2 separate regions of the Homo sapiens genome follow, and region 2 is linked to region 1. Evidence: read pairs that join two places in POLR2A ChIA-PET (ENCODE). Cell type or tissue: PC-9. All regions are shown on one strand. Each heading gives the region's core, and the rest is flanking DNA. Links, peaks and the distances in the headings are about the cores only. Region 1 has its middle 6.8 kb from the start of NEUROG2-AS1. Region 2 overlaps AP1AR (adaptor related protein complex 1 associated regulatory protein).

The links. Peaks named below come from ENCODE experiments on the same cell type or tissue, not always from the same donor. Only the 100,000 strongest peaks of a DNase experiment are listed, where the experiment ranks them.
Region 2: POLR2A ChIA-PET joins it to region 1 with 15 read pairs; 7 of 35 experiments call an interaction of 5 or more read pairs at or near these places.

What each region holds. Positions count from the first base shown.
Region 1 is chr4:112,505,896-112,511,277 of GRCh38, forward strand. No RefSeq gene overlaps it. Among named protein-coding and RNA genes, the nearest start is that of NEUROG2-AS1, 6.8 kb to the right of the region's middle. RefSeq lists an enhancer at 3,103-3,767. In PC-9, for the core only: no CTCF peak of the experiment used is centred there; no DNase peak of the experiment used is centred there; H3K27me3 peaks cover 658 bases.
Region 2 is chr4:112,271,762-112,277,143 of GRCh38, forward strand. It overlaps AP1AR (adaptor related protein complex 1 associated regulatory protein), which reads left to right. Exons shown (of 10, transcript NM_018569.6): 10 at 1-1,349. It overlaps TIFA (TRAF interacting protein with forkhead associated domain), which reads right to left. Exons shown (of 2, transcript NM_052864.3): 2 at 2,776-5,382. Among named protein-coding and RNA genes, the nearest start is that of TIFA, 11 kb to the right of the region's middle. In PC-9, for the core only: no CTCF peak of the experiment used is centred there; no DNase peak of the experiment used is centred there; H3K27ac peaks cover 1,163 bases.

The DNA.
Region 1 (5,382 bases), core at 205-5,204:
TGCCTTGTTTAATGTTGCCTTGAGACTTGTAATCCTTTCCAATTTGCTAACAAAATTTCTAGAATTTGAAAGTGTGTCATGAGTACAAAAGGGTGGAGAAGCTCAATATTTATGAATACTCTCTTTCTAGTCCCTTACCAAAAATATGGTAACATTAGAATCAAAATGCCCTTGGGGAGAGTTTCACTCACTTTGCTGGGGTAGGGGGAAAAAAGGTATTGAAGAAAATTGAACCTTTGACTTTTTTCCTTAGAAAGTTCAAGAAGGAGGCCGGGCACCACAGCTCATGCCTGTAATCCCAGCACTTTGGGAGGCTGAGGCGGGCGAATCACTTGAGGCCAGGAGTTTGAGACCAGCCTTGGCTAACATGGTGAAACCCCATCTACCAGAAATACAAAAATTAGCCAGGTGTGGTGGCATGTGCCTGTAATCCCACATACATGGAAAGGTGAGGCATAAGAATCCCTTGAACCTGGGAAGCGGAGACTGCAGTGAACCAAGATCGTGTCACTGCACTCCAGCCTTGGCGACTCCATCTCAAAGAAAAAAAGAAGTGGGCTGGAGCAGTAGCCATGCCTATAATCCCAGCACTTTGGGAAGCTGAAGTGGGAGGGTTGCTTGAGCCCACTGGGAAACATAGGGGAGGCCTCATCTCTATGAAAAATTTTTAAAAGATTAGCTAGGCGTGGCGGTGTATGCCTGAAGTCCCAGCTACTCAGGAGGCTAACATGGAAGAATCGCTTGAGCCCAGGAGACGGAGGCTACAGTGACCCAGGATTGTGCCACTACCCTCTAACCTGGGTGACAGAGTGACATCCTGTCTCAAAAAAAAGATAAAAAAGAAAAAAAGAAATAAGCAGAGGCAGCAATTACCTGGTTACCGGGAGAACTATATCCAGTCATTGGCACCACAAATATTTTCTCCAATCTGCTTTGTAAGGTATTATGGTAATTACCACACCATGCATGTGTTATGAAAGTGTAGGCAAGATACAGAGTAATGTGGAGGTGAGGAGGGTACAACTGGCCAGTGCCTTCATCAGTTCAGCTTCACCTCCTATAGTTCAAAACAAAATGGTTCTGAAAACTCTCAGACATTTAGAAAACTCTCCCCAGTGTAGAACAGAAAAACCTGAGATGCCGGCTACTCAAGGAGAACTGAACCCCCTTAAAAATTGTTTGCTGACAGAATAATAATTGAAAATGTCAGATGGAGTCTCCTACATCTACTGAAAATTACAGCAAGGAGTTTCTATTGCAGATACCATGAAAAACTCTACTGGACGTGTTTGCCCGTGCACATGCCCAATGTCACACAGAGATATAGTCCAAAATCATCTCCTAATTCAAGAGAAACACTGGATGTGAACTCAGGACTTCTGAGTTCTTTACTGTTTTTCCAGCAAAATTATGTTTTTTTCTCGTCTGCTTCCAAGCTGTTGCCATGGTAATTTTGAGGGTTAGGGGAAATATTAACTTAGATAGGATTTTTTTTAACTTTTTTTTTTTTTTTTTTTTTTTTTGAGATGGAGTTTTCACTCTTGTTGCCCAGGCTGGAGTGCAGTGGTGCGATTTCAGCTCACTGCAACCTCAGCTTCCCGGATTCAAGTGATTCTTCTGCCTCAGCCTCCTGAGTAGCTGGGATTACAGGTGCGGGCCACCACGCCTGGCTAATTTTTGTATTTTTTTGTTAGAGACCGGGTTTCACCATGTTGGCCAGGCTGGTCTTGAACTCCTGACCTCAGATGATCCGCTTGCCTCGGCCTCCCAAAGTGCTGGGATTACAGGCGTGAGCCTCTGCGCCCGGCCCTTATTTATTTATTTTGAGATAGGGTCTCACTCTGTCGCCCAGGCTGGAGTCCAGTGGTGCGATCTCGTCTCACTGCAACCTCTGCCTCCAGGGTTTAAGCAATTCTCCTGCCTCAGCCTCCTGAGTAGCTGGGATTACAGGTGTCGCCACCAGCCTGGCTAATTTTTGTATTTTTAGTAGAGAGGGGTTTCAACATGTTGGCCAAGCTGGTCTCGAACTCCCAGCCTCAAGTGATCCTCCCGCTTCAGCCTCCCAAAGTTCTGGGATTACAGACGTTAGCCACCACATCTGGTCTAGATAGGTTTGATTTTTAAAAACACCTTTTTGATCACAGTCTATGCACTGTGATATGAAAAAAAGTATTAATACAATGATTATCTGAAATTTACAGCTAGTCTTTCCTTTAGTTTCACAGGTATGTTCAACGTTTTATCTCACTTGAGTTCTTTCCCAAGATTATCTGGAAAGTAAGGCAAAAATAAATAAATCATATTGAATCAACCTTCCTCATATTGAATCCACCTTCTTGTATTGGTTTATATATGATGTTTCAGTAGATGTAAAAGTTTGAAAAAAAAAACAAGATTAAACTAAACTTATCTCAGAATCCTTCGTGTTTGATTACTTCAATGCATAGCAAGATTTATGTACTGCAAAAAAAAAAAAGAAATGGAAAGAAAGCAATGGCAAGCCTGTGGGGTTACTCTTTTGTCACACTGGCACTAGTTTGGCTTCTTTTGGCTATTCTTATGCCAAGGAGGCAATAAACCCCCTTGAGAGTCATAGAGCTGCCCGCGGAGCCCTGACCCTGCGGAGAAGCTTTTATGCCAACATACAATACACAAAGGGATCATAAACACGTTTGAAAACGAAGATGACCTCTTTGTCACTTGGCATTAGGCTTTATTGCAAGCTGCTGCCATGGAAACCAGCCCCCAGCTCTCTCCATATTTTAAGGCTTCCTGTTTCCATTTTACGTGGACTTCAGCACCTTTATTTAATCCTTTCTACATCAAATAAGATAGGTGAAAGGTTTTGGTTCTTTGCTCCATTGTTTAACGTCTCCACGTATGCCTTTAGTTATGGAGCAAAAAGGACTGTAAGTGGAATCGACGATTTGAGTGCAGATGGAAACAAAGAGAAGGTGATAATGGAATCAATAGAAAGAAATGGAGATAAACATTGGTGACACAACCTGCTGTACAATTCGACAAGATCTATCAGAGAAGATATACACTCCGTATTGAATATTTAAAAAGCCAGCTGCAGTCCAAACAGGCTACTCTAGGAGATGTGTCCTTTGGAAATAACTTTAACATGTTGCCTCTTGATTTCTTGCACGGCTGGACTTCCATGTGCAGTAAGTAGAGTCTGCCAGGTAACACGAATCTAAACAGCTGCCCCCAAAGTCGAGCCTTAAAAATATGTTTCCATTGGGAGGAACTGTGGATCCTGGGTTCTTTTATTTCCTAAGAAATATGTAACTTTTGTTTTGTAAGAAAGTGAATATGCAGAAAACCGAATGCTTATATAGTTACAGCCTTGAAAAGTAAAAGCAAAGATAACCAAGTAAAAAGAGAATTCACGATGAGCTAACTACCGCTGAAGCTCTGCGATCCAAAAGCTGCTGGGACATCTGAAGAATGGCCTGGGGTCAGTTCGGTGAGATGCGGGGCCGAGGAGGAGAAGGAGTGGGACCGTGGGCGTGCAGGTGTTTCAAGGATCCTCCTCCTTTCCCCCTTCCATCTCTGATTCCATCTCCAATTTGGATCCCGGGAGGCCGAGCATCTCTCACGCGGTTGACACCTCTCCAGGCTGGAGCGCGAAGCCGGCGCCTGCCCGGGTAATCAGGGAGGCCTGGCCTTTCACGCGGTGTTCTCAGTCAGTAATCCAAGTTGGCATTTCCCCCTTCGCGCTCTGAGCAGCTGGAGAAGCAGAGAATGCTAGCGAAAGCAGACAGAACCACCCCTGTCTCCCCTCCCCCGACCCTGGCACCGAGAGGGGGAAAAAAGTCGTTTGTTGTAACGCACACACCATCAGGATTCTTCCCCATTCCATCCTCCCGACTCACGCCACCTTGCAGGGAAATAATAGGTCCGGCCACACTGGCTTTCGCGTTCTGCTTTCCGGATGACTGAATTTCTTTGCTCGCCTCTCCTGTCGGGGACCATCTGAAACTGCCTCCAAGCTGCGTTCCCAGGGAACCCCCCAACCCCCACTCATTCCACTCGGGGACTAAAGAGCGACTCACTTCAACGTCCTCCATAAGATGAACCCCATCCCGGCTGGAAAAATCAAACTGGGGAAGGAAAAACGCGTTGGGGGCAAGGAGAACCGCTCCTGCAGACCTGGCCCCTCCTTGGCCCTAGGGGACCCCTGCCGATGCCCACTCGGTGCCACGTGGGGCGGCCCCAAGGGAGATGCACCATCCCCCAAACCAAGCGCTTTGGAAAAGAAACTGCAGAGAATAATAAGAAGCATGGGGGGGGGGGCGGGGGGCGGGGTGTGTCCGTGGAGTGATGAGAAAGCTGGTCTTTCATCCCTCCTTTTTTGGACATTCCTTAAGTTTAATCATTAAAGTGGTCCTTAAAAAAGAAGGCAGCAGCTTAACGCTGCTATTTCTGACAATCTGCCCCACACACTGTCAGCGAAGTGAAAGATCTGGATCTAGCTTTGTTGCTTCGCTACCAATAGCAGACTTGGGGAGACCAAACCTCCGATTTCTGGCCACATCAAAGCACTGATTATGCAAATACCCATTTTTTTTAAGAATAAAAGAAAATGGAGGGGGAATTATTTATCACACAATGAACCCCCTGCCAGGGCAGGAAACAATAGATCAGACCAGATAGCCCTTCTAGCCCCAGGCTGGGGGAGCGAGAAAGGGGGGTATTGGAGCCCTCACGTTTTATTGGTCTAACCTAATTTCACTAATTCTCTTTTCACACATTTCTTTTGCAGATTCGGAGGCCGGGACTTTCACGCTCCCGGGAGCGCACTGCATTGGCGCGATTCAAGAGCTGCCCGCTTTATTTAATTAATACATTCAAAGCTCGCTTGGGAGCCCGAGGGGGCTCGGGGAAGACCGAGGCTGGCGGTGAGGAGGAGGCGCTTTTAACCGGTTCCAGGTGTCGGTGCCCAGAAGTCACAACCAGCTCAAGGGTGTGCAATGCAGGGGGGTGTACCCAGCGGGTGGGGGCGCCGCAGCTCCCAGCCTCGCCCTCAAGCCCGGCCCTTTAGCAGCCTGTGACCCAGACTGGCGGGTGGGCAGCTGAAGCCGGCCTTGGGTCTAAACGCCCTTCCTGGGCCATCGGACTAGGCTTTGGGAAGTGCCGAATGGGTCCTTCCTCCCTCCTGGCCAAAGCCGCCCAGGGCCTTCGCCTCAGCTGGGACACCAGGAGCGCCCATCCGGCTCTGGTCCAGGTGCTGCGGGCCCGGGAAGCCTCAGCCCCTCCTCCTGCCTCCGGCTGAGCCTAGGTCCGGCTCCCGTGGCGGGCCCAGCGGTTGGCAGTCCGCCTCTCTACTTTTTTTTTCCTCCTTCTTGGCACTCAGATGGATGTATTTAAAATCTA
Region 2 (5,382 bases), core at 383-5,382, 230 kb before region 1:
GGTGATGGGATATATGTCTGCAGCCCAAGAAAGAGGTCTAGGTTCAAGTTTGGGAGTCATTAGTAGGAAAATGGTATTTTAAGTCATTAAACCAGCTGAGTTCACCCCAGGGGAGCACATAGGCAGAAAAGCCCCACTAAGTGTTGACATTTAGAAGTTGGGGGTAGTGAAACAGTCGTCAAAAGAAACAGATACAGGAGGAATGCAGGAACCAGAGAATAGTGTCACAGGAGCCAGGAAATAAGAGGGCTCAACAATAGCAAATGCTTTGAAAAGAGGTCCGCTGCTTTAGTTGCATTTGGAGACAGTTACACAAATGAAGGGATGGAAACTGGGGAGTTGGGGATGAAGAATAAAGAACAGCTAATGCAGACAATTTGAAAAGAGAGCAGAGAAATGGGGTAGCTGGAAGGGGATGTGGAGTTATAGAAGGGTTTTTATTTAAAAGATACTAGCTTTAGAGTAGATAGGCAGATATGAACAGGGCAGGACAGCGCCACAAAGACTGTGAGGGCTGGTGACAGGGAAGGGAAAATCTAACAGGAGACATCTTGAGCTCATGGGCAACAACTTCCCAATAAGAATTTAAGATGGCAGAGTTTGGCCTTCCTCTGGGGGCATGACCAGACATGCGCAGTAAGGGGCAAAATGACAGAGTTTGACAAATATATGACCTTCCCATGGGGCTTGGCCGGGAGTGCTAGCCCAGTAAGGGAAAATTGCCCTAAGAGAGCATGTGCATAACTTCAATCACCAAAAGGCCCTTCCAGATACTGGCAAACCACTGCACATACAGGGAGGGAAGAGATGGGGAAAAAAATAGGAAATAATAAATCTCTAAGAGCCCTAAGACAAAGGTCAAGCTGGGTACTCAATCTTTTGACGTCCCCCTTCGTTCCATCCAAGTGTACTTTTTTTTGCTTCAATAAACTCTTGTTTCTGCCTTAAATATAATTCTGTCTCTTGGCTGAATTCTTTCTCCCAAGAAGACAAAGATCAAGGACTATGGAGCGTGCCCATACTCACCACTGGTAACACTAGAACTTTTGAAATGATATATTTTGGAATTATGCCCGCTTTTTTTTCAATAGATAAATATATTTTTCTAGCAGAGGCCAGAGGTTTCGTTTAACTATGTAAACATGTCCTAATCATAATTTCTTGAGAATACAGACATCTAAAAAAGATTTTATGTTAAATATGTAGTGTTTTCCCATCTTCATTTATTTGGTATTTCTGGTTAATTGTCTGACAGTAAAGGAGTTCACAAAAGAAATCTGAGATTCCACATTGAAATCCTAAATGTAAAACAACAACAACAATAACAATAAAAATGGAGAGAAACAGAATCCCTGCATCTGATTCTTGAATCCTTAGGAAATATTAAAGGTGAAAATGAAATTAAATTTGGAAAATGATATTTAAAATTGTATATTATTATTTCAAATTTAAAGATTTATTTCCTCCTACCCAGATATAGTAATGTCCTCTGTAGTTCAGAAATCTTATATGAGACCATTAAAAATGAGGACCTAACTCTGCCCCATGCTACTCAGAGGAGCAGGTACTGTGTGTAAATGCTGTGGTAAGGAGACTACATACTTTATCTCTGATATTCACAGAGACCCTATGAAGGAGGCACTATTTAATCCTTGTTTTTCAAAAAAGGAATCTGAGTTATGTCAAATTACAGGAATGGTAGATAAACCCAAGCAGTATGACTCAGAGCCCACACTCAACACTGTACAATTCTTTCCGGTAGAAATTAGGTCAGTATTGTTTTCAGAGTTTTGGGGGCTTCAGGGGATTTTTTTGCTTAGCTATTAAAAAGAATGTGTCTAACCTGGGCGGGTGCGGTGGCTCATGCCTGTAATCCCAGCACTTTGGGAGGCCAAGACAGGCAGATCACCTGAGGTCAGGAGTTCAAGAGCAGCCTGACCAACACGGAGAAATCCCATCTCTACTAAAAATACAAAATTAGCCAGGCGTGGTGGAGCATGCCTGTAATCCTAGCTACTCTGGAGGCTGAGGCAGGAGAATTGCTTGAACCCGGGAGGCAGAGGTTGTAGTGAGCCGAGATCGCGCCATTGCACTCTAGCCTGGGCAACAAGAGCGAAACTCTGACTCAAAAAAAAAAAGAATGTGTCTAACCTAACTTTGAAGGATTAAAAAACTTTCAAGATGCCGAAAGTGATATTATTATAAAAAGGTACTGTGAACTAAGGGGAAATTTCATTGTCACACCTTATTGTGACTGTCTAATCTCAGAAGTTTTCTGTTTTAAAATGTCACTGTTGAATTAGCTCAGTTGATTGTTCATAGTCAGTTACAGATTGAATTTCTTGTTCTACTCTTTTCCCCCCTTCTGACTACTGCACTTGAGTAGTCTAAAAAAAAAAAAAAAAGTCACTGTCTTGATTTGGGCCTTCAAGCAGTTATTTTACTGTTGCCACTAAGCAGGGCCAAACTGGTTCATCTCTAGTCCCTTGGTAGCCTTCCATCAGCAACAAAATTATGAAACCAGCAACAGAGCTGAACCTAATGCCATCCCAGTTTCTTCACCAGTGCTCCCAGCCCTAAGTTCATTGCTTAAGAGGTAAAGGACAAATAAGTATTTTCATGTAGGTTGAATAGGTTGGATCTGAGGACAACCCATACCAACTAGAAACCTATTAAATTCCACCCACTTGTCGTAGGGCTCATCTTGGTCACCACCTGAAATGGAGACTGATAGTTTCAATCATGGTCCACTTAGTAAAATAATAACAAAGCCTGTTATCTTAATAATATAAGTAATTAATTAAACAAGTGTTAGAGAATTGGAAACATAAAAAGAGCCAGGAGGTAACATAAAACCATCCACCACATATACACACACACAAAGTTAACAGTAGTTCTCTTCTGGTAGTAAGATTATGGCTAATTTTTCTACAAGGCATATATATTTATTTACACATATAAATTTTTTTTTAATGTAAAGCTTAAGTGAACACATACCTGATCCCACCTCCATTAAAACAAATACCACCACTTATGTTAGAGTCTAACAGTAATACTTACTTTTAAGTCAGTTACTGCATTAGATAGTAGGAACAGAATTCTCTAGAAAATGGTTATATGGCCTATGAGATTTAACCACTGGAGTTGCAGGTTCAAGAAGAGACTGCCAAGGATTCTAACACTGGCACCATTAATACACCTCTCTACCTAAGGAGCCCCAGAAAAATCACTTTCCAGGGACAAAGAAGTCCTTAAAGTGTATATGGAAGGTTTCACATCTTAGCTTCAGTACCTTGTATCAAACACCAATATTTTTGTTTGCCCCACCCCCACCCCTGTGACCATTTTTTTGAGAAAATGCTGTATCTATCCACATGATCACTGACCAGAGCAGCCATTATATAATGTGACTGCGTTACCTGAGACAAGTTGATTGGTGAAGGGGTGGGCACCTGACCCAAGCTGACCCGTCCCTGGAACTGAAATCAAGAGATCAGGTCTCTTTGGGGGATCAATAACGTGTAAAACTTGGGAGCTACAGGTGGCCATGGAGCCAATATGCATTGAGGGTCAGAGCCAGAGCATTCGAATCTCACCTGAGGTCTGCTGCATTCCTTCCTCGGTTCTATGAAATATGGTAGCTTTCCTCTAACAACCCCGCTTTGGGGTTGGGTAGCTCAGGCAGAGATGCTAACTTTGTAATCAAAACAATTCTAATACTAACCAATTGCTCTTTCATTATTAAAGCGTTCATTATTATTTACTACCGGAGTTGGGCTATGGAAAGTGTTTCTATTCTTTGGAGAACAATATAAACTTTTAGCAACCCACTCTCTCCTTTGCCAATCTTTGAAGAAAAGAAAATAGAATAAAAAATTTAATATTTCTCAAGTTGAACAAAACCCTTTCCAAGATTTACATTAGGAGAAATCATTATTCTGTACAAGATTTTTCTGGCCCTAAATATTACTTAACACATTGTTTGGATTCAATAACAATAATACATGAATCCCTTAATATTAAATTTATAACTTAGAAACACATTCATCAGCCTCAAAGACAAGAAACAGAGGTGAAAGTCTTCCAAAATAGTCAAAATGTGACAGTATACACACATTAAAGTATATACACTTCACTCATAGAACGCCTTTACCATGAGACTACACACTGTAAGCAATTCAAGCCGGGTGATCTGGCTGTAAACCCACATCAGACCAGAAGCTAAAATCCTAGAAAGAATCAATAGTAGATAACCTTATATTAAAGGGAGTATATTAGTTTTCTATCTGCTGCTATAACAAATTACTGTGATTTAGTGGCTTACGACCAACACAAATTTATCATCATAAAGTTTTGTAGGTTAACAAGTCAAACATATTCTCACTGGACCAAAATCAAGGTGTCCACAAGACTTTGTTCCTTTCTGGATATTTCTTTGTCTTTTCTGGCTTCCAGATGTCCAATGCACACTTTCCAGCTTCAAGAGACTGTCCACATTCCTTGGCTCATGACCTCCCCTTCCTCCCAGCAACAGCAAGTCAAGTCTGTCTCACACCTCATCACGCTGACATCCTGATCTGCCTCTCTTCCACTTTTACGGATCCGGTGATCAATTGGGCACACCCAGATAATCCAGCATAATCTATTTTACTTCCATCTGCAGCCTTCATTCCCCTTTGCCACATAACAACACAGTTACAAGTTCTGGAGACTAGCACATGGACATCTGGACATCTTTGGATGGGCCATTACTCTGGGCATCACAGGGAATAAACAGGAAAACCAGACACAGGAACTCCAACAGTCATTCAGGCCACTTTGTACAGGGACAAATATTTCACTCTACTGGAATAGTCCCAGGGCTGGGGAGTCGGGGTTAGGGTGCTGGACATCACATACTACTGCCCAGGAATAGACTGACAGTCTGAATCAAGATGAGGTTTAAAGCCTCTTTTGGTAAGAGGCTGGAGGGTTCCCAAAAGCATTTTTAAAAGGCTGTTACAAAAATACGGACCTCTTACTACAGGAAATTTCATTTACCTGGAAAATTGTACAGTGAGCCTCACTACCTGGCAATGCTACAATTTAACTTAACTGAATGGTTACCTCATCTACTTAACATTCATAGCTACCTTAGTTAAGATAAGTCGAATAAGTATCTTAAATAAATAAATTTTTATTTAAGAACTGAAAAAGACTTTTTTGAAGTTAATATTTTAGAAATATTTAAGCGTTTATCATAAACATTCACATACATTTATCTCTGTAAAGTGGCCCAAGAACAGTTATTTCCCTTATTTAGAAAAAAATTCAAAGAAAATGGCTAATTAAACTTTGATTTTATTATGTACATGGATACTATTAAAAAGGTGAATTCGTGAA